2 separate regions of the Homo sapiens genome follow, and region 1 is linked to region 2. Evidence: read pairs that join two places in POLR2A ChIA-PET (ENCODE). Cell type or tissue: A673. All regions are shown on one strand. Each heading gives the region's core, and the rest is flanking DNA. Links, peaks and the distances in the headings are about the cores only. Region 1 overlaps LHFPL5 (LHFPL tetraspan subfamily member 5). Region 2 overlaps MAPK14 (mitogen-activated protein kinase 14).

The links. Peaks named below come from ENCODE experiments on the same cell type or tissue, not always from the same donor. Only the 100,000 strongest peaks of a DNase experiment are listed, where the experiment ranks them.
Region 1: POLR2A ChIA-PET joins it to region 2 with 5 read pairs; 2 of 35 experiments call an interaction of 5 or more read pairs at or near these places.

What each region holds. Positions count from the first base shown.
Region 1 is chr6:35,813,306-35,828,758 of GRCh38, reverse strand. It overlaps LHFPL5 (LHFPL tetraspan subfamily member 5), which reads right to left. Exons shown (of 4, transcript NM_182548.4): 2 at 13,977-14,213; 3 at 9,296-9,322; 4 at 4,689-5,777. The coding sequence ends at 9,312. Among named protein-coding and RNA genes, the nearest start is that of LHFPL5, 16 kb to the right of the region's middle. In A673, for the core only: no CTCF peak of the experiment used is centred there; no DNase peak of the experiment used is centred there.
Region 2 is chr6:36,030,415-36,038,859 of GRCh38, reverse strand. The region is part of intron 1 of MAPK14 (mitogen-activated protein kinase 14); the gene reads right to left. Among named protein-coding and RNA genes, the nearest start is that of MAPK14, 6.8 kb to the right of the region's middle. RefSeq lists a silencer at 190-239. In A673, for the core only: no CTCF peak of the experiment used is centred there; no DNase peak of the experiment used is centred there; H3K27ac peaks cover 2,256 bases.

The sequences.
Region 1 (15,453 bases), core at 7,454-15,453, 220 kb after region 2:
TACAAGGCTACAGTAACCAAAACAGCATGGTACTGGTACCAAAACAGAGATATAGATCAATGGAACAGAACAGAGCCCTCAGAAATAATGCCGCATATCTACAACTATCTGATCTTTGACAAACCTGAGAAAAACAAGCAATGGGGAAAGGATTCCCTATTTAATAAATGGTGCTGGGAAAACTGGCTAGCCATATGTAGAAAGCTGAAACTGGATCCCTTCCTTACACCTTATACAAAAATCAATTCAAGATGGATTAAAGATTTAAACGTTAGACCTAAAACCATAAAAACCCTAGAAGAAAACCTAGGCATTACCATTCAGGACATAGGCGTGGGCAAGGACTTCATGTCCAAAACACCAAAAGCAATGGCAACAAAAGCCAAAATTGACAAATGGGATCTAATTAAACTAAAGAGCTTCTGCACAGCAAAAGAAACTACCATCAGAGTGAACAGGCAACCTACAACATGGGAGAAAATTTTCACAACCTACTCATCTGACAAAGGGCTAATATCCAGAATCTACAATGAACTCAAACAAATTTACAAGAAAAAAACAAACAACCCCATCAAAAAGTGGGCGAAGGACATGAACAGACACCTCTCAAAAGAAGACATTTCTGCAGCCAAAAAACACATGAAAAAATGCTCATCATCACTGGCCATCAGAGAAATGCAAATCAAAACCACTATGAGATATCATCTCACACCAGTTAGAATGGCAATCATTAAAAAGTCAGGAAACAACAGGTGCTGGAGAGGATGTGGAGAAATAGGAACACTTTTACACTGTTGGTGGGACTGTAAACTAGTTCAACCATTGTGGAAGTCAGTGTGGCGATTCCTCAGGGATCTAGAACTAGAAATACCATTTGACCCAGCCATCCCATTACTGGGTATATACCCAAATGACTATAAATCATGCTGCTATAAAGACACATGCACACGTATGTTTATTGCGGCATTATTCACAATAGCAAAGACTTGGAACCAACCCAAATGTCCAACAATGATAGACTGGATTAAGAAAATGTGGCACATATACACCATGGAATACTATGCAGCCATAAAAAATGATGAGTTCATGTCCTTTGTAGGGACATGGATGAAATTGGAAACCATCATTCTCAGTAAACTATCGCAAGAACAAAAAACCAAACACCGCATATTCTCACTCATAGGTGGGAATTGAACAATGAGATCACATGGACACAGGAAGGGGAATATCACACTCTGGGGACTGTGGTGGGGTGGGGGGAGGGGGGAGGGATAGCATTGGGAGATATACCTAATGCTAGATGACACGTTAGTGGGTGCAGCACACCAGCATGGCACATGTATACATATGTAACTAACCTGCACAATGTGCACATGTACCCTAAAACTTAAAGTATAATAATAATTAAAAAAAAAGAAAAAAAAAAAAAAAAGAACTGAGACCCTCCATCCCAACAAACTGTGAAAAACAATCCTGCAAACCACCACTGAGCTTGGAAGTGGATCCAACACAATTGCAGCTTGTGAGAAACCTTGAGGCAAAAACACTTAGCTAAACCTTGTCAGGATTCCTAATCCACAGAAACTGAGATATGTATGTTGTTTTAAGCCACTGCATTCTGGAGTAATTTGTTAAGCAGCAGTAGGTAACAGGATTGTCAGGTCATGAGCACTGAGGATATTCTTCAGGTTCACATTTCACCTATAAATGACTGGCCCTTCCTATTTTGACCATATCTACTCAGGGCTGTCAGTGAAGCTCGAGCACCATAACTGACTCTACAGAACAGCCCAAAGCAGAGAGAGGCAAGCCAGAGTGAGAAAAGAATAAGGTTGACTTCATAAAAGGAGTGCTGACATTACTGATTTTTGTTTGTTTTTTTGTTTTATTTATTTATTTATTTATTTATTTATTTTTGAGACGGAGTCTCGCTCTGTCACCCAGGCTGGAGTGCAGTGGCACAATCTCGGCTCACTGCAACCTCTGCCTCCCAGATTCAAGCAATTGTCCTGCCTCTGCCTCCCGAGTAGCTGAGCAAGGTGTGGGTTATAGGCAGATGCACCTTAAGCCCCTAGCAGCTTCTGCAGACCACTAAAGTTGCCATTTCAGTGAAATATTTTGAGAATAGACTTTTTTTTTTTTGAGACAGAGTCTTGCTTTGTTGCCCAGGCTGGAGTGCAGTGGTGCAATCATGGCTCACTGCAGCTTCAACCTCCCAGGCTCAAGTGATCCTCCCACCTCAGCCTCCCAAGTAGCCGGGATTACAGGCATGCGCCACCATACCCAGCTAATTTTTGTAATTTTTATAGAGATGGGTTTTTGCCATGTTGCCCATGCTAGTCTTGAACTCCTGGCCTCAAGTGATCCTCCCACCTCAGCCTCCCAAAGTGCTGGGATTACAGGCGTGAGCCACTACGCCTGGCCAAGGATAGACTTCTGGAAATTTTTTTTGTACCTCTTCAAAAAGTAAATTATGAGATAAATGATAGAAAAGTCACTAAGCTACAGAATTTGTCAAATTTTGTCATTCATCAAGCTTGCATAAAGTAGATACTGACTGAATTAATTAATTAATTAATTAATTAATTTTTTTTTTTGACACGGAGTTTCACTCTTGCTGCCCAGGCTGGAGAGCAATGGCACGATCTCGGCTCACTGCAACTTCCGCCTCCCAGGTTCAAGCCATTCCCCTGCCTCAGCCTCCCGAGTAGCTGGGAATACAGGCATGTGCCACCACGCCCGGCTAATTTTTTATTTTTAGTAGAAACGGGGTTTCACCATGTTGGTCAGGCTGGTCACAAACTCCCAACCTCAGGTGATCTGCCCACCTTGGCTTCCCAAAGTGCTGGGATTACAGGCGTGAGCCACCGTGCCTGGCCGACTGTGAATTAATTTTATCAACAAAAGAAAATATGAATGTCCAGGCTGGGCAACATGATGATACCCTGTGTCTACAAAAATTAAAGATTAGGCGGATGTGGTGGTACACACCTGTGGTCCTGGCTACTTGGGAAGCTAAAGGCAGGAGGATTGCTTGAGCTGAGGAAGCCGAGGCTTCAGTGAGCCGTTTTCACGCCACTGCACTCAAAACATATATACAGCCTGGGCGTGTTGGCTCACGCCTGTAATCCCAGAACTTTGGGAGGCTGAGGTGGGCGGATCACGAGGTCAGGAGATCAAGACCATCCTGGCTAACACAGTGAAACCCCATCTCTACTAAAAATACAAAAAATTAGCCAGGTGTGGTGGCGGGCGCCTGTAGTCCCAGCTACTTGGGAGGCTGAGGCAGGAGAATGGCATGAACCCGGGAGGCGGAGCTTGCGGTGAGCCAAGATCGCACCACTGCACTCCAGCCTAGGTGACAGAGCGACACTCTGTCTCAAAAAAAAAAAAAAAAAAAAAAATACAAAATTAGCCGGATGTGGTGGCACACGCCTATAATCCCAGCTACTCGGGAGGCTGAGACAGGAGAATCGTTTAAACCTGGGAGGCAGAGGTTGCAGCGAGCCAAGATCGCGCCATTGCACTCCAGCCTGGGCAACAAGAGCAAGATTTCGTCTCAAAAAATATATATAAATATAAATATATATATATACACACAAATGTGATCATTCTCATAAACTAGCTGCCATGGACCAAGTGACAAGATCAAATCCCATTATGGAAGTTCCCACCACCAATTTAACTGTGACAACACTGGGATACTCATTCCTAGTGACTGAGCAGGTTGTCACAGTGCATTGGCCAAACACACAGCTGACAGCCAAAGATAGGAAAACTGTTCCTGTATCACTGATCGGTTGATCAAGCAACAAGATTCATCTGTTCAGCTCTTTACCCACACTTCCCCTATGAGAGAACAGCACACCCAGGTAGTTTCTTTACTAACTAACTGGACAAGGACCAGAAAAAACACCTTTTCCTCAGAATTGTTCACTGCAGACAATCAACAAAATCCTGTTTTTATGCACCACCCCCCAGGGAGGGGACAGCCTAAAGAATCGATTTTGGTCTTGGCTTTTGCTACAATGAACTATTACCTAAATTGAATTCCCCTTTGGAGGCCAACTGAAGGTTCACCATTTAGTAGCTGGTCCTCCGTATCTGTGGGTTCCACTAAGCAGATTCAATCAACCACAGATGTAAAATATTCAGGAAGAAAAGCCAGTAAAGAATAACAATACAGGCCGGGCACGGTGGCTCACACCTGTAATCCCAGCACTTTGGGAAGCCGACACAAGCAGATCAGTTCCAGACCAGCCTGGCCAACATGGTGAAACCCCATATCTACTAAAAATACAAAAATTAGCCAGGCGTGGTGGCGGGCACCTGTAATCCCAGCTACTCGGGAGGCTGAGGCAGGAGAATTGCTTGAACCCGGGAGGCGGAGGTTGCAGTGAGCTGAGATCATGCCACTGCACTCCAGCCTGGGCAACAGGATGAGACTCCGTCTCAAAAATAAATAAATAAACAAATAAATAAATTAGCCAGGCATGGTGGCACATGCCTGTAATCCCAGCTATTCAGGAGGCTGAGACAGGAGAATCTCTTGAACTTGGGAGGCAGAGGTTGCAGTGAGCTGAGATGGCACCTTTGCACTCCAGCCTCGGCAAGAAAGCGAGACTCTGTCTCAAAAATAAATAACAATACAACAACAAATACAAATTAAAAGCCACACAGTACGAGTATTTACATAGCATTTACATTGTATTAGGTATTATAAGTAATCTAGAGATGATTTAAAGTATACAGGAGGATGTGCATAGGTTATATGCAAATACTACGCTATTTTTAGCTGAGGACTTGGGCATCCATGTATTTTGGCATCTGCAGGGGATCCTGGAACCAATCCCCCTATAGATGACTATATGCCAAATCCAAAGTTTTTGAAAAAAAAAAATGTCATCTATTCCTATAACAAATTACTTGAACATAAGTAACACATTTCTGAAGCTGGTAGCCAGTTCTGGTTGAGTCAGTGTGGGCACCATAAGGAAATGTGATATTTGGCTCCCGGGAGGAAAAAAGTCTGCAGAGATTTTAGATCCTATCACCCACTCTTCATAAAACTTCCTGGTGGATGTTAAAGGATTCAAGTTCTGATGGCCCCTCCATTCCTTACCCCCCTCTGAGCAGCAATAAGAAAACAAAATATGAGAAGGGAGAAGCAAAAGACCCCCTACACCTCACCCTAAAAATGACCCAGCACATGTCCAGCCACCTCTTCAGTGCCCTCTTAGAGCTGGTTGGGCATTTGTGTGTGTTTGAGAGAGAGAGAGAGTGTGTGTGTGTGTGTGTGTGTGTGTGTGTATATATATGTGTGTGTGTATGTATGTGTGTGTGTGTGTGTGTGTGTGTGTGTGTGTGTGTATATATATGTGTGTGTGTATGCTATCAGACACAGACCTGGGAGGGAAGGCCCCTAGAGATGGACCCATTTAGCCCTCTCGCTTTACAGAGGAGAGGCTTCAAGAAGGTGAAGCGATTTGCTGCTGTGTGGAACTAAGAAATGGACTTGGATCCCATCCCCAGCAACTGAGCACTCCCTGCACCGCTCAGCCTCTGAATATCTTTGAAGTGGGTCACTGCAGTTCTGCTTCCCCAGAAAGAGTACAGTAGGAGGTCTTGTCTCAGGAGACTGTCCAGTTTTAGTGTTATAATAAAAGGCTTCAGGCTTCAGGCCTATAGTAGCCAGGAACAAGGAAACTTGGAAGAACAAGTTCTTATCTCTGAAGAATTTGATTCCCTAGTTTTCCTGTGTCTGGGAAATAGATGACCTGTGGTATAAGAAAAACAAAAGAACAAAAGATTCCAAGAGTTTAAAATCTGACATTTTAAAAACCAATATAGGCTGGGTGCAGTGGTTCACGCCTGTAATCCCAGCACTTTGGGAGGCCAAGCCGGGTGGATCACTTGAGGTCAGGAGTTCGAGGCCAGCCTGGCCAACATGGTGAAACCCTGTCTCTACTAAAAATACCAAAATTGGGCTCACACCTGTAATCCCAACACTTTGGGAGGCCAAGGCGGGCGGATCACGAGATCAGGAGATCAACACCATCCTGTCCCTCCTAAAAATACAAAAAATTAGCCAGGCGTGGTGGCACGTGCCTGTAGTCCTAGCTACTTGGGAGGCTGAGGCAGGAGGATCACTTGAACCTGGGAGGCAGAGGTTGCAGTGAGCCGAGATCAGACCATTGCACTCCAGCCTGGACGACAGAGCGAGATGCTATCTCAAAATAAATTACAAAAAACAAAACAAAACAAAAAAACTATGTATCAAAAATAAATAATAAACACTTCCCTATGTATGCTCAAATTTTGACTTCAGTTCTACCTAGACATGCAAATTTCCTCATTCATGTGTAAGATAGTACTGATTGTCATTCAAGTAAAAACTTAGGTCTTTTAAAATGTAGTGTGAGGAAAAAAAAGGCAAACAGAGAGGTGTGGTTGCCCTTTGATTCAGTAATGCCACTTGGGATATTATCAACAGAAGCAAAAAGTTTTGTTATCTATGATAGCAACCCTAAATGTCTAATAACCAAGGTCTGGTTTAAAAAATGGTACACCAGGCAGGCGCAGTGGCTCATGCCTGTAATCTCAACACTTTGGGAGGCTAAGGCAGGAGGATGACTTGAACCCAGGAGTTCGAGAACATCCTGGACAACATGACAAAACATCGTTTCTTCAACAAACAAACAAAAAAAACAAAATTATTATAGCTGGGCAGGAGGTATGTGCCTGTAGTCCCAGCTATTCAGGAAGCTAAGGTGGAAGGATGACTTGAGCATCAGGAAGTTGAGGCTTCAATGAGCTGTGATTGTGCCACTGCACTCCAGGCTAGGCAACAGAGCAAGACCCTGTCTCAAAAAAAAAAAAAAAAAAAAAAAAAAAAAAAAAATTGTGGTACACCAGTGCTGTGGAGTTTCTGGCTTTGAAAAACCTAAATTAAAAATATTGCAAAAACATAAAAAAGGGAGCCGAGCACGGTGGCTCATGCCTGTAATCCCAGCACTTCTGGAGGCTGAGGCGGGAGGATCACCTGAGGTCGGGAGTTCGAGACCAGCATGACCAACATGGAGAAACCCCGTCTCTACTAAAAATACAAAATTAGCCGGGTGTGGTGGCGCATGCCTATAATCCCAGCTACTTGGGAGGCTGTGGCAGGAGAATGGCTTGAACCCAGGAGGCGGAGGTTGCCATGAGCCAAGATCATGTCATTGCACTCCAGCCTGGGCAACAAGACTGAAACTCCGTGTCAAGAACACACACACACACACACACACACACACACACACACACACACACAAAGATTATGCTCTAATGCTTTTTTATGCAAAATGTGATTCCTGTTTGAGCAGCCTGTCACCCAAAAACTCATTAGAAATGCAGGGTCTACGGCCCCAGACCCACCCCACCAACTGAATCAGAATCTGCATTTTTTTTTTTTTTTTTGAGACTCAGTCTTGCTCTCTCTCCCAGGCTGGAGTCCAGTGATGGGATCTCAGTTCATGGCAACCGCCGCCTCCTGGGTTCAAGCGATTCTCCTGCCTCAGCCTCCTGAGTAGCTGGGATTACAGGTGCATGCCACCACACCCAGCTAATTTTTGTATTTTTGGTAGAGATGGGGTTTCCCAATGTTGGCCAGGCTGGTCTCTAACTCCTGACCTCAGGTGATCTGCCTGCCTCAGTCTCCCAAAGTGCTGGGATTACAGGCATGAGCCACTGCACCCAGCAGAATCTGCATTTTAACAAGATCCCCAGATGACTGTATGCACGCTGAAGTTTGAGAATCATGCTCTAATAAGTGCAGGAGGTGGAGGTGACAATTTTATGTATGATTATTTTTAAAGTATATGTGGTCAAGGATTGGAAGGCACTTTGCAAAAATAAAAACAGCTTAAATGGAGCTAAACCCTCCTTCCCACAGAAAGCGCCTGGTCGGCTGTAGGTCCTCCAGGCAGCTGTTAGGGAGGCAACACTGTTGTGAGGGTTTCTTTTTCTTTTTTATTTTTTTAATTTTATTTTATTCTATTTTATTTATTTATTTATTTATTTTGAGATGGAGTCTCGCTTTGTCGCCCAAGCTGGAGTGCAGTGGCACGATCTCAGCTCACTGCAAGCTCCGCCTCCTGGGTTCACACCATTCTCCTGCCTCAGCCTCCCAAGTAGCTGGGACTACAGGTGCCCACCACCACACCTGGCTAATTTTTTGTATTTTTAGTAGAGACGGGGTTTCACCATGTTAGCCAGGATGGTCTCGATCTCCTGACCTCGTGATCCGCCCACCTCAGCCTCCCAAAGTGCTGGGATTACAGGCGTGAGTCACCGCGCCCGGTCCTCTTTTTCTTTTTTAAATGCATTCCTGAATGTTCTTGTTAAATCACATTTAACAAATGTTTGGAAACTTAAAAGATAAATGAATATGTTGCGCTTCTTTTTAAACCAGACATTAAAACTGGTTAACTTACTGTTTTTCTTTTTGCCTCGGCTATGAGGAATCAGAGCTAAATTTAATACTCAAGACAGTAATACTATTAGTATAGCTTTTTTGAATATTTGTTTTTCTGTCTATGACTTTTATTTTCTATTTTATTAGGTTTTCTAGTATGTTTCTTACAAATCACTTAAAAATTCTTTCTGAAAATAAGGGTCCAAATTACAATAATGACTTCTAAAAACAGTCTGTTCTTGTGTGCCAGGCTCCATAAAACATGAATTTGTGTTTGAAATTATTTCTTCTTTCCCTGATCTTTTTCCGCCTTTCAAGACACAAGTAAGGCCAGGCGCGTGGGCTCACACCTGTAATCCCAGCACTTTGGGAGGCAGGGGCAGGCAGATCACCTGAGGTCAGGAGATGGAGACCATCCTGGCTAACACGGTGAAACCCCGCTTCTACTAAAAATACAAAAAATTAGCCAGGCATGGTGGCACGCACCTGTAATCCCAGCTACTCGGGAGGCTGAGGCAGGAGAATGGCTTGAACCCAGGAGGTGGAGGTTGCAGTGAGCCGAGATCGCACCATTGCACTCCAGCTTGGGCAACAAGAGCGAAATTCCATCTCAAAAAAAAAAAAGACACAGGTAAAACTAAAGGCTTCCTGTTTGCTCCCCAGTGAGGGTCTCAGAGGCCAAATAGCTCCTGCCCCAGTGGGGTGTTGGTCCTCTCTCCCCAAGCAGCATCACAGCCTTACAGCCCAGCCCCTGGTGTCCTGATGCCTGAGGATTCAGTAAGGAAGCAGAGAGCCCCAGCCTTTCTAAGGGCACGCAGACCACCCTCCCATAGAATTACTCACCGACCCTTCAGCTGCTTCACACCTCCTCTGTAATGAAGGAGAGAACAGTATACGTTACTACCAAGTCTCGTTTTTAGGATAATTTCCTGCACACTACTCCATCTCCAAACTACATCAGATTCCTCTTACTCTCAAGAAAGCTTGCACTTTTTTGTTCATATCATTTATCAGCTTGTAACTGTATCGCATGATTGTCTCCCTTACCAGACCATAAGCTCCAACTTAGATTTCCCTTAACCACTGTACTTCCAGTGCCTAAAGGCATTGTTAGGCAGCTGAAGCACATTAGCTGTTATTGGTTGGGCAGATGGGTGATATAAAAAATGAATATGGCCCGATGCAGTGGCTCACACCCATAATCCCAGCACTTTGGGAGGCTGAGGAAGGTGGATCACTTGAGGCCAGGAGTTCGAGACCAGTCTGGCCAACAAGGTGAAACCCTGTCTCTACTAAAAATACAAAAAATTAGCCAGGTGTGGTGGCACATGCCTGTAATCCCAACTGTTTGGGAGGCTGAGGCAGGAGAATCGCTTGAAAATGAGAGGCGGAGGTTGCAGTGACCCCAGATCACGCCACTGCACTCCAGCCCGGGTGATGACGGGGCAAGACTTTGTCTCAAAGGAAAAAAAATAGTGAATATGCTGGAAAGACAGAAAGGAGAAAGAACTATCAGATCTGCTACTGTGGCATCAAAAAAAAAAAGGGAGAACTAATTTATTAATCACTTGCAATGTGCAGGCATTGTTAGTGCTTTATATATGCTATGAGATCCTCAGCACTTCCTTTTTTTTTTAATTAATATAATTCACTAACAAGCTGGATGCAGTGGCTCACACCTATAATCCCAACACTTTGGGAGGCTGAGGTGCACACCAGGATTCTGAGACCAGCCTGGTCAACATGGTGGAACCCCGTCTCTACAAAAAAAATTTTTTTAAAAAGCCAAGTGTGGTGGTATGGGCCTGTAGTCCTAGCTATTTGGGAGGCTAATATGGGAGGATCACTTGAGCCCAGGAGGTGAAGGTTGCAGTGAGCTGAGATCATGCCACTGCACTCCAGCCTGGGTGACAGAGCCAGAATCTGTCTCAAAAAAAAAAAAAAAAAAAAAAAAATACATATATATATATATATATATATATATATGGCTTTTAGTATATTCACTAGATTGTGCAACTATCATCACTAATTCTAAAACATTTTCATCACCCCAAAAAGAAACCCTGTGCCCATTAGCAATCACTCTTGTTTCCCCTCCTTCCTAGCCACCTCCTAATCTGCTTTCTGTTTCTATGGATTTGTCTATTTTGAATATTTTATAGAAATTGAATCACAGATATACAAATGGAAACCAGTCTTTTGTGTCTGGTTCCTTTCATTTAACATGTTTTCAAGGTTCATCCACATGGTAGCAATGCTTACTACTTCATTCCTTTTTATGGCTGGATAATATTTCATTGCATGGATATACACATTTTGTTTATCTGTTCATCAGGAGATGGAATATACTAAAAACCACTGAATTGTATTCCATTTTTTGGCTATTATGCTGCCATGAACATTTGTGTATAAGTTTTTGTGTGAACATTTGTTTTTAATTTTCTTGTGTGTACACCCAATAGTGGAATTACTGGGTCATATAGTAACTCTATGATTAACCATTTGAGGAACTGCCAGGCTGCTTTCTGCAGCAGTTGCAAAAGATTTGCATTAGTAGTGAATGAGGGTTCCAATTTCTCCACTTGCTCACCAACACTTGTTATTATTCACCTTTTTTATTATAATCATCTTAGTGGGTGTGAAATTGTATCTCAATGTGGATTTGATTGGCATTTTTACAATGACTAATGATGTTGAGCATCTTTTGGTGTGCTAATTGGCCATTTGTATATCTTCTTTGGAGAAATCTCTATTCAAATCCCTTGCCCATTTTAAGCATTGGGTAGTCTGTCTTTTCATTGTTGAGTTATAGGAGTTCTTAATATATTCTGGATTCTAGATCTTATCCAATTATAATTTGCAAATATTTTCTTCCATTCTGTGGGCTGTCCTTTTACTTTCTTGATGGTGTCTTTTGAAACAAAAAAAAATTTAAATTTTAATGAAAGCTGATTTATCTATTTTTTTCTTTTAAGATTTTTTTTTTTAGATTGAGTCTCGCTCTGTTGCCCAGGCTAGAGTGCAGGGGCACAGTCTTGGCTCACTGCAAGCTCTGCCTCCCAGGTTCACACCATTCTCATGCCTCAGCCTCCTGAGTAGCTGGAACTACAGGTGCCCACCACCACACCCAGCTAATTTTTTGTGTTTTTAGTAGAGACAGGGTTTCACTATGTTAGCCAGGATGGTCTCGATCTGTCCTCATGATCCACCCACCTCGGCCTCCCAAAGTGCTGGGATTACAGGCATAAGCCACCGCATCTGGCCTCTTTTAAGATTTTTATAGTTTTATATTTGTGTTTAGGTCTTTGAGTTAATTTTTGTATATGGTGTGAGGTAGGGGTTCAATTTCATTCTTTCACATACAGAGATCTGATTGTTCTAGCACTATTTGTTGGAAAGACTATTCTTTCCCCTATTAAATAGTCTTGGCATCCTTGCTGAAAATAAATTGGCCATAAATGTTTGGGTTTATTTCCTTTTTTTTTTTTTTTTTTTTAGATGGAGTCTTGCTCTGTTGCCCAGGCTGGAGTGCAGTGGTACAATCTCAGCTCACTGCAAGCTCTGCCCCCTGGGTTTATGCCATTCTCCTGCCTCAGCCTCCCAAGTAGCTGGGATTACAGGGGCACACCACCAAGCCTAGCTAATTTTTGTATTTTTAGTAGAGATGGGGTTGTGCCATGTTGGCCAGGCTGGTCTCAAACTCCTGACCTCAAGTGATCTGCCTGCCTTGGCCTCCCAGAGCGCTGGGGTTACAGGCATAAGCCTCTGCACCCAGCCCTACTAGTTCATTTTTTCTTCCCTTTATAGAATCCTCAAGGGATCCGGGATCTAGGCCTTTCCCTGACCCAGGAACTATAGGAATCTACCCTACTGTGATGAGAAGAAATCTTTTCTCTCCTTGGCCCAGCTCTTTCTAGTAATTTGTTTTCTTTTTCTTTTTTTTTCTTTTTTTTTTTTTTTTGAGACGGAGTCTCGCTCTGTCGTCCAGGCTGGAGTGCAGTGGCGCGATCTCAGCTCACTTCAACCTCTGCCTCCTGGGTCCAAGAGATTCTCCTGTCTCAGCCTCCCGAGTAGCTGGGACTACAGCTGCGAGCCACCGCACCCAGCTATTTTTTTTTTTTTTTTTTTTGAGACGGAGTCTCGCTCTGTCACCCAGGCCGGACTGCGGACTGCAGTGGCGCAATCTCGGCTCACTGCAAGCTCCGCTTCCCGGGTTCACGCCATTCTCCTGCCTCAGCCTCCCCAGTAGCTGGGACTACAGGCGCCCGCCACCGCACCCGGCTAATTTTTTGTATTTTTAGTAGAGATGGGGTTTCACCATGTTGGCCAGGATGGTCTTGATCTCTTGACCTCATGATCCACCCACCTCGGCCTCCCAAAGTTCTGGGATTATAGGCATGAGCCACCGTGCCCGGCCTGTTTTCATCTTTAACCACATAACAGGTGGTTATCCTTCTCTCACCCCCAAAGAAGGATGAAATGTTTCCTATCACTTCCTTATGGAGCAGTGGGCCCCGGGCTTGGCCAGAGAGGACCTGAGTTCTGGGCTTCTTTGCCACTGCCTTTCTGGGAACTTCTGAGTGACTTTCCCTTTTGGGCTTCAAGTTCCTCATGTGGGAAGAGTCCTTGGTTATAGTGCACAGAGGAGTTTGGCTGCTGCTTCTAATCCAAGGGCTAATGTGAAGACAGCTATGGGGAAAAGAGACTGGAGAGGTTTCTGAGGTGTAACAGGTCCCCAGTGATGGCCACCTGCTGAGATCAGGCATTTGGGGATTCACAGGGGTGCAAGACAGGCCTTGCCCTTGACTTGGGGAAGAAATTTATGCTCTGAAAAATTAGCCCAAGACAGGCAGGGGAAGAGCCCAATGAGAAACAGAAGCAAAAGGCACCCTAGGAAGAAGGGAGTAATGGGAAGCAATCAGGGAGGGCTTCCTGGAGGATGTGCTTGGGCCTCAAGGATCAGCTACAGCTGACTTTTATGACTGACAGGTAGGATTTGGATGGGAGGGAATTGAAACAGGACGAACATTACGAGAATCCCAAGGCTGCTGTTCCTCCAGGGATCTCGGGCTCCCACCAGCTGCACTGCAGGAGCTGTCACTTCTGCACCCTCATTGGCCTGTTCTCAAGGTCGCACTCCCTCCCCAGCAACTCATCTGCTGTTGTTCCCCATCTCCACCAACAAACTTCCAGGAATATTACTTCGAGACCCCGCCTCAGTGCCTCCTTCTAGGGGAGACCACACTTAGCCCCCAAGGCTGGATTGCAGCTCTCTCCCCTATAGCCTCTGAGAGTGTAGAGGGGTGAGGGGGACATTCCTTTATCACAGATCGCCTTATCACCTGCTAGCTTGCAACCCTCCACTGGCCTTTGATTTCAGGGAGGACAAGGGGTGTGTCTGATTAGTCTTGGTGTCCCCATCCCTTGGCCAGGGACCAAGCCTTAGAGGACTGGCTAAGATGAACCCCCACCCACATCCCAGGGTCTCCAGGCAGGGGACACCATTGTGGAGTTGGGTGATTACCGGTTCCATCTGCCTTGTAGTCGTCAGGGAGGAGCTTGTCCTGCCGGTAGCCCAACACGAAGGCCAGGAAGGAGAGGATGAGGGCGTCGCCAATGCTGAGGATGGCCAGCATGAAGGCCCAGCGGATGGTGCAGTGGCCCAGCGTGTACTTGCCCGTCTGCTCCCCACACATGCGCCGCACCTCACTTGAGTCCCAACCATCAGGGTAGACCAGGCAGCCAATCATTAGGCCTGTGGCTGAGGGGGAAGGAGGGGTGCACATGGCATCAGGCCGAGTGTGCCTAGCCCGCTACCTCCCACACCTTGCACTGCTGTTATGTTGTCACCTCCCTTCTCCTTCTGTTAACAGCCTCAGGAGGCATGAGAGGCAGCCTCTACCATCCTTCTTGCAGAACACAGGTGAGAAAACTGAGGCTCTGAGAGTTAAAGCAACTGGCCCCCGAGACCCAGTAGTTGGGGCGGAGGCAGAGCTGAGCTCCTAAGCCCAGGCCGGCTCTGCCACCACACCAGGTGGTCCTCCCAGGCCTTCAGCCATTCTCCTCACCTTGGACTCAACCAGGCACCACCTACCCTGGCTTCAAAGCCCTCCGGTATCTAGTCCCAGCCCAAAGAACTCATCACTGCTGAGATGTACATTTCTTCGTACTTACAACATCTGTGAAATAAGCTCAATAAGAAAGTGTCTAGCCTGGGGGTGGTGGCTCACACCTGTAATCCCAGCACTTTGGGAGGTCGAGGCGGGCAGATCACCTGAGGTTGGGAGTTTGAGACCAGCCTGACCAACATGGAGAAACCCTGTTCTCTACTAAAAATACAAAATTAGCAGGGAGTGGTGGTACATGCCTGTGATCCCAGCTACTGGGGAGGCTGAGGCAGGAGAGTAGCTTGAACCCTGCAGGCAGAGGTTGCGGTGAGCTGAGATCACACCATTGCACTCCAGCCTGAGCAACAAGAGCGAAACTCCGTCTCAAAAAAAAAAAAAAAAAAAAAGGAAAAGGAAAAAGAAAGTGTCAGGCCATGGCCAGATTATCAGTATATTTTGTTTTTATGGTACATAGAATAACAGTGTGTCCTACAACTCAGGTATCTTAGATTTAATGTATACAGGAAGGCTTTCCAGACTGTCCCTGGCTGCTTCCTTCAAAAGCCTTCCATTCAAGCAAACAGGTTTCCTCCTCACTCTTACCCAGTACAGCATAGTCCAGTTGCTACACGTCCCTAAATTTAAGAATCCCCTGGAGGCCGGGTGCGGTGGCTCACGCCTGTAATCCCAGGACTTTGGGAGGTCGAGGTGGACGGATTACAAAGTCAGGAGATCGAGACCATCCTGGCTAACACGGTGAAACCCCGTCTCTCCTAAAAATACAAAAATTAGCCGGGCATGATGGTGGGCGCCTGTAGTCCCAGCTACTCGGGAGGCTGAGGCAGGAGAATGGTGTGAACCTGGGAGGCGGAGCTACAGTGAGCCGAGATGGCG
Region 2 (8,445 bases), core at 1-8,000:
CACTCAATCTGCCAGCAGACTAATCTTCCTTTTTCAGCTAAACTCAAGAGCTAATCTCTGCTCCTTCCTTTTGGCAACAAAAACCTGAAAAAGTAAAGTCAGCCCATGTTATTTAAAGAGCTGGACTGGAATACCCTAAATTTCTAGGGCCCAACAAAAATACTGGCTCTGGCACTCTGGGACTGCTGGAATGAGAGTTGTGAGCATGGGTCAGGGCTTGCACCAATTCATCTAACTCCACCGTTCTATCCTATTCACAGTAGTGGTTTAGGGTAGAATGGGTAAGGAACCGAAACGAAAAACTTGGGACCCTAGAGCACAGTAATCTGTTAAAACAAGATTTAGGTCATGTCCTTCCTCTGGTCATAACCCTCCAAGGCTTCCCCTCTCACTTAAAGGAAAAGTCACAGTCTGTACAAAGGCAAATAAGACCCTACATGATCCCTGCATATCTGCAACCCTCTCCTCACCCCACTTTTCTCCCTATATTTGGCCCCTGGTTCATTTAGCTCTAGCTGTACTGGTCTCTTAGCTATTTCCTGGAGCACAGGGCCCTTACCTCAGGGCTTTTGCACACTTGCTAATCCTCAGCCTAGAATGTTATCACATCCTCACCCATGTCCAACCAGTGTCCTATATCACCTTCTTCAGGTTTTTGCTCAATTGTTACTTTATCAATGATGCTTACCGTATTCACCTTTCTTAAAAGTGCAACAGCCATCCTAGCACTCACTCTCCTTCCCTTCTTGCATTTTCTCCACAGCACTTATCTGACACACTATATATTTTGTTTATTATCTACTTCCACTGCCATCCCCATTAGAATATAGCTTCCTTTTTTTTTTCTTTTTGGAGACAGGGTATCACTCTGTCACCCAAGCTGGAGTACAGTGGCAGGATCACAGCTCACTACAGCCTCAACTTCCCAGGCTCAAGCAATCCTCTTAGGCTCAAGCAATCCCTCCACCTCAGCCTCCCAAGTAGTTGGAACTACAGGAGTGTGCCACCAAGCATCCCTAATTTTTTATTTTTATTTTTTAGTAGAGGAGCCTCCCCATTTTTCCCAGGATGCTGGTTTCTAACTACTGGGCTCAAGGAAACCTACCTTGGCCTCCCAAAGTGCAGGAATTACAGGTGTGAGCCACTCACTGCACCTGGCCAGAATATAGCTTCTTAAGGCAGAAATTTTTGTCTCTTTTGTTCACATTTCATCTCCAGCACTTACGGCAAACCATACATGGTAGGCACTCAAGGTATAATGAGTCCTGTCCTCAAGGAGATTACCATGAACCTATGCTCCTTCCCCTTTCTCTCTACAATCTTGTACCCTGTAACACTCTTTTGTAACTTTGTAACACAAAGTTCAGAAAATGGCACTAAAATATATCCATTTGCCCAAGGCCAAAACTTAGAAATCCTAGACTCCTCACTCTCCTATACTTCTTTCCCCCAACATTCAGCCTTGGAGCCAAGCATGCCCAAAACCCAGTATCCATTTGTCAAGTACAGAATTTACAAACCACCACTTCTTCTTCCCTATAATAAATTATTAAAAGACTTGAACACTGCACGGGAAAGCTGGTTAATTTTGTAAATCCTTAACACATACATACAGGTGTACCTCAAAGATATCATGAGTTCAGTTCCAGACAACCACAACACAGTGAATATCACAAAAAAATGAGTGACATAAATTTTTTGGTTTCCCAGTGCATATAAAAGTTATATTTACATGATACTGTAGTCTATTAAGTATGCACTAGCAGTATGTCAAAAAAATATATATATGCACATACCTTAATTTAAAAATATTTTATTAGCCGGGCACAGTGGCTCATACCTATTACTCTCAGCACTTTGGGAGGCCGAGGCAGGAGGATCGCTTGAGGTCAAGAGTTTGAGACCAGCCTAGCCAACATGGTGAAACCCCATCTCTATTAAAAATACAAAAATTGGCTGGGCATGGTGGTGCACACCTGTAATCCCAGCTACTCGGGAGGCTAAGGTGGGAGAATTGCTTGAACCTGGGAGGTGGAGGGTGCAGTGAGCCAAGATCGTGCCACTGCACTCCAGGCTGGGCAACAGAGCGAGACTCCATCTAGAAAAAATAAATAAATAAATAAATATTTTTTTGCTAAAAAATGCTAAGGGTCACCTGAGCCTTCAGCAAGTTATTATCTTCTTGCTGGTGGAGGGTCTTGTCTCAGTGTTGATGGCTGCTGCCTACTCAGGGTGATGGCTGCTGACTACTCAGGGTGATAACTGCTGAAGACTGGAATGACTATGGCAATTTCTAAAAATAAGACAACGGTGAATTGCTGCATTGATTTATTCTTCCTTTCGTGATAGATTTCTCTGTAGCCTGCAATGGTGTTTGATAGCATTTTACCCACAGTAGAACTACTTTCAAAATGGGAGTCAATCCTCTCAAACCTTGCTGCTGCTTTATCAACTAAGTTTATGTAATATTCTAAACCCTTTGTTGTCATTTCAACAATGTTCATAAGCATCTTCCCCAACAGCAGATTCCACCTCAAGAAACTACTTTATTTATTCATTCCTGAGAAGCAATTTCTCATCTATTGATTTTTTTTTTTTTTTTTTGAGATGTACTCTTGCTCTATCGCCCAGGCTGGAGTGCAGTGGCACGATCTCGGTTGCCACTTGGTTGCAGTGGCTCACTGCAACCTCCACTTCCCAGGTTCAAGCAATTCTCCTGCCTCAGCCTCCCAAGCAGCTGGGACTATAGGTGTACACCACAACACCAAAAAATATAAAAAACAAATTTTTGTATTTTTTCTAGAGGCAGAGTTTCGCCATGTTGGCCAGGCTGGTCTCAAACTCCTGACCTCAGATGATCTGCCTGCCTCAGCCTCCCAAAGTGCTGAAATTACAGGTGTTAGCCACCGCCCCCAGCCACCTTGCACTATAAGTTATGCTATGGAGACAGGTTCTTTCCTTAAACCTATGAACCACCCTCTGCTAGCTTCAAACTTATCTTTTGCAGCTTTCTCACCTGTCTCAAACTTCATACAATTAAAGAGAGTTAGGGCTTTGCTCTAGATTAGGCTTTGACTTAAGGGCATGTTGTGGTTGGTCTGATCTTTTATCCAGACCACTAAAACTTTCTCCAGCTCAGCAACAAGGCTGTGTTGCTTTCTAATCATTCATTTGTTTACTGGAATATAATTTTTAATTTCCTTCAAAAACTTTTCATTTGCATTCACAAATTGGCTGTTTGGTACAAGAAGCCTAGCTTTCAGCTTATCTCAGTTTTCGACATGCCTTCCTCACTATGCTTAATCATTTCTAGCTTTTGATTTAAAGTAAGAGACATGCAAACATTCCTTTCACTTGAACATTCAGAAACCACTGTAGTGTTATTAATTGGCCTAATTTCAGTATTATTGTGTCTCAGGGAATAAGGACGCCTTAGGAGATGGAGAGAGGGAACAGCTGGTTGGCAGAGCAGTCAGAACACACACAATGTTTATCAATTAAGTCTGCCTATGGGCATGGTTCCAGACACCTCAAAACAATTACAACAGCAACATCAAAGATCAGTGATCTCAGATCCCCATAATATTTAATAATAATGAGAAAGTTTGAAATATTGCGAGAACTGCCGGGCACAGTGGCTCACACCTGTAATCCCAGCAGAACTGCCGGGCATGGTGGCTCACACCTGTAATCCCAGCACTTTGGGAGGCCAAGGCAGGCAGATCACAAGGTCAGGAGTTCGAGACCAGCCTGACCAACATGGTGAAACCCCATCTCTACTAAAAATACAAAAATTAGCCAGGTGTGGTGGCACATGCCTGTAGTCCCAGCTACTTGGGAGGCTGAGGCAGGAGAATCACTTGAAACCGGAAGGCGGAGGTTGCAGTGAGCCGAGATCGCACCATGGCACTCCAGTCTGGGCGACAGAGCAGAACTCCGTCTCAAAAAAAAAAAAAAAAAAAGAAAGAAAGAAATATTGCGAGAATTACCAAAATGTGACACAGAGACATGAAGTGAGCACATGCTTTTGGAAAAATGGTGCCAAAAGACTCGCTTACCACAGGGTTGTCACTAACCTTCAATTTGCAAAAAAAAAGCAATTATCTGTGAAGCATAATAAAACGAGTTGTGCCTGTGCTTAATTTATGGAAGCACTGTGAAAGACAAACTACTCTGAATACTGAAAGTTTCTTTTACAAAAACATTTCCAAGTTTAAAGAAGTTTTTGGTTATTTTCCTGACGAAACAGCTGCATGACTTCCATAGCAGCCATGAGAAGACATCCCTAAGTTCCAAGTCAGGGGAGCCCACTTTATAATGAGGCTTTTCTGAGCACTGCAGTAATTATACCTCTTAGATAAGAACAAATCAGTTTTACCCCAAATTTTACTGCAAAAAGCAAAAATCTAATGTATTTTCAAAGGGCTGGAGAGGCAGTTATTTCTATTTATATCCTATACTTATGTAACACAAACATGTACAGACAGTCCCAACTTTACATAAATGTACACTGAAGAATTTCAATCCAATAGGATTCATAAATTCAGGAATTAACTATTTGCACTGCCTAATAATTCCTTCAGAAAAAATTTTAATCTGGGCAATGAGTGCATTTTTGATTTATCAGTTCTGAGGAAGAGACATGACTCTAATGGGTTAAATGGGTTAAGTCATTACCCCTCACATAAACTGGGCAATGACACTGGTGGAACTGCTTTCCTACACTCAAGCTCTATTCCGAGTGACTCAGCAACCCCTTTTTCACAAGAGGAGGTTAACTGCATAAGAGAAGGTGCCACCGCGCAACCTCAGCAGCCCACATCTATCAGAAAGGAGACTACTAAAAGTAGCATTGACAAGTATGCCATTCCTTTAATGAATGAGTCCAGCTCCCCATCTATAAAATGGAGTTAATAAATATGAGCCTCCATGGAGCTAGTGAGAACTGATTGATAATGCTTTGAATGAAAACACTTTATAAACTGCAAAAATCCCTAAAAATGTCAGTTAATTCTAAAGTGAGGGTGATCTACCCCAGTGAATTCTTCCATCTTTGAATTCTAGGCCCCAGGGGCTCAGCAATATCTGCACTCTTGCCCATGAAAGGCAAAGTCAACACATCATCTCTGAGACTGGGCTAGAAAGAAATCAAAAGCAGAGTACTCCTCAGTATCAAGAAATCAAACTGGCAGAACTGAAAACCTGGAGATCCAGGATAAGCTTATTTTAAAGAAGAACCAGTGGAGGCTGGGTGTGGTGGCTCATTCCTGTAATCCCAGCACTTTGGGAGGCCAAGGTGGGCAGATCACAAGGTCAGGAGTTCGAGACTGGCCTGACCAACATGGTAAAACCCCGTCTCTACTAAAAATACAAAAATCAGCCAGGCATGGTGGCACGCACTTGTAATCTCAGCTATTCAGGAGGCTGAGGCAGGAGAATTGCTTGAACTCGGGAGGCAGAGGCTGCCGTGAGCCGAGATTGCACCACTGCGCCCCAGCCTGGGCAACACAGCAAGACTCCGTCTCAAAAAAAAAAAAAAGTGGAAAAATGGGATTTGATAATAAAATGACTTTATAGCCAGCTTCGAATGAACTCTTTCTTAAAACAATCTTTATACATCAATAATACAAATGCTTGCCGTTAATTATGTTTAAAGACTTCTTATTGACTGGCACTGGTAACATACAGGCAACTACCTTACTTTTGGTTACAAAGAAAAGAATGGAAAGCTCAGCATGGACCTACTATCACTACTAGAAAAGTAAAGGGCACACCCTTCTCACTGGTCAGGAGTCAAGAAAGTCACCCTTGTATACTTAATAATCATGCACTTTTATTTCTTTGTGCCCTGGCTCATTCTAAAAAAAAAAAAAAATAGATTTAAAATGGTGAATGGCCATTAATAGTTAAAAAAAGTTAGCTTCACTTATTTCTTTTATACTAGAATAATCTTGTTCCACAAAGCACTTAGGAAGTTGTATTTGATTTCTTAGCAAGTTTTGCTATCCTTTTACCAAAGGTTTTGTTATATACTTTTTATGCTGATGATAAAGTGCACAGCACAATGCTAGAACATAGCAAGCAATCCACAAAATGTAGTTATTAAACCCACTAGGCTGTAAGTTCCAGGAGAGAATGGATTGTCTTGTTTCTGTCTTGTTTAGCACTCTATTTCCAGAACCTAGCTATCTGGCCCATGGTAGGTATTCAATAAACACTGTTGAATAAACAGTTGAATAAGATCTAAGAGTAATTCTCAACTGTCACCTCCTATTTCATGGTTACCAGTGTCCCACCTCCTCTAATCAACAGCAAGGGCCTGGAAGAACCCTACCCCAGAGGAAAGGCACTTAAGTTCCTGTTTGTATTTCCTTAAACTCACCACAAAGATTCTCCCCTTCTGTCCCAAAACCCCAAAATCAATGCTTTGCAACAATGTATTCTTAAACAATTTTGCTTCATTTCCCCTCACAGACAATGCATAAAGTTCCTTAAAACTGCAAGACCTAGTCTAGTTCCCTTTACCCTTTAACGGAAAGGCATATTTGTAAAACTCTATTTTGATTCATAGTTGGTTATCACACAGGCTTCTACTTGTTTTTTTACTATACTTAGTATAAATTAAAATAATATAGGCTTAAAATAATTTGTAAATGTTACAAAGTATACCACACTTTAGAGCAATAAAATTCGGAAACTGACAAATATTTCAATGAATGAATTTTATTCATTGAAATATTCTATTCATTTATTTTCATTCTTGAAAATAAAATTCAGGGGCTGGGTGTGGTGGCTCATCCCTATAATCCCAGCACTTCGGGAGGCCAAGGTGGGGGAACTGCTTGAGGCCAGGAGTTTGAGACCAACCTGGGCAACACAGTAAGACCCTATCTCTACAAAATAAATAAATAAATAAAATAAAATTCGGAGATTTTTTTGGAAGTAGACTTCAGGTCCAGTTCAAGAAGTCACACAAAAAATTATGTGTTGTTACTTTATAGTTATAACTCCTATCTGACCTAAAACAGTAGTATCACCAACCTGATTGCCTTATCTTTCTTATCAGACTTGAGTCCAAATTCCCTAAATTATTTGGATTCAAATGAACTGTTATTCCCTAAAATCAAATCTGCTCTCAAAAAAATGAAGATGGATGGCCAGAGACGGTGGCTCACCCCTGTAATCTCAGCACTTTGGGAGGCCAAGGCAAGTGGATCACCTGAGGTCAGGAGTTAGAGATCAGCCTGGCCAACATGGTGAAACCCTGTCTGTATTAAAAATACAAAAATCATCCGGGCATGGTGTTGCGCACTTGTATCCCAGCTACTTGGGAGCCTAAGGCAGGAGAATCGCTTGAACCCATGAGGTGGAGGTTATAGTGAGCAGAGATGGTGCCACTGCACTCCAACTTGGACAACAGAATGAGACTCTGTCTCAAAATAAAAAAGAAGAAGAATATCACAGGCTCCAAAGTGGATTCTAAAAGAAGTTCCAAAAAATGTTTTCTGCCACACCTAAAAAGGTACTCATTGAAAGAACAACTTCAGGCTGGGCACCGTGGCTGAGGCCTATAATCCCAGCACTTTGGGAGGCCAAGGAGAGCAGATCACTTGAGGTCAGGAGTCTGAGACCAGCCTGGCCAACATGGAGAACCCCGTCTCTACTAAAAATACAAAAATTAGCTGGGTATGGTGGCGGGCACCTGTAGTCCCAGCTACTAGGGAGGCTGAGGCAGGAGAATCGCTTGAACCCAGGAGGTGGAAGTTGCAGTGAGCCAAGATGGCACCACTGCACTCAAGCCTGGGCGACAGAGTGAGACTTCGTCTCAAAGAAAAGAAAAACTTCAAATAACTACGCTGAATCTCTGAATAAGATAACACTTAATTGTAAATCTAAATTCTGGTATTTTCATTCCAACATTAGTTATAATTTGTTTATTGTCAATTGTCATACAATTTCAGTTTCAGTTGTATTTTCTTTCACCAATATGCTGTAGGTTACATCTTAAATCCCTTTAGTAGAAAGACTACTAAACAAACAAGCAAATAAAAAAAACTGCCTCTCTGGAAAGACACAAGACACTTAACAGTGCCTGTCTTTGAGAGAGTAGAGTGGCTGGAGAACAAAAAGGAAAGGAGACTTTTCACTGAATATCTTTTTTTTTTTTTTTTTTGAGACGGCGTCTCGCACTTTCGCCCAGGCTGGAGTGCAGTGGAGCGATCTCAGCTCATTGCAACCTCCGCCTCCCGGGTTCAAATCATCCTCCTGCCTCAGCCTCCTGAGTAGCTGGGAGTACAGGCGCCCGCCACCACGGGCGGCTAATTTTTTGTATTTTTAGTAGAGACGGGGTTTCACCGTGTTAGCCAGGATGGTCTCGATCTCCTGACGCTGTGATCCACCCGCCTCGGCCTCCCAAAGTGCTGGGATTACAGGCGTGAGCCACTG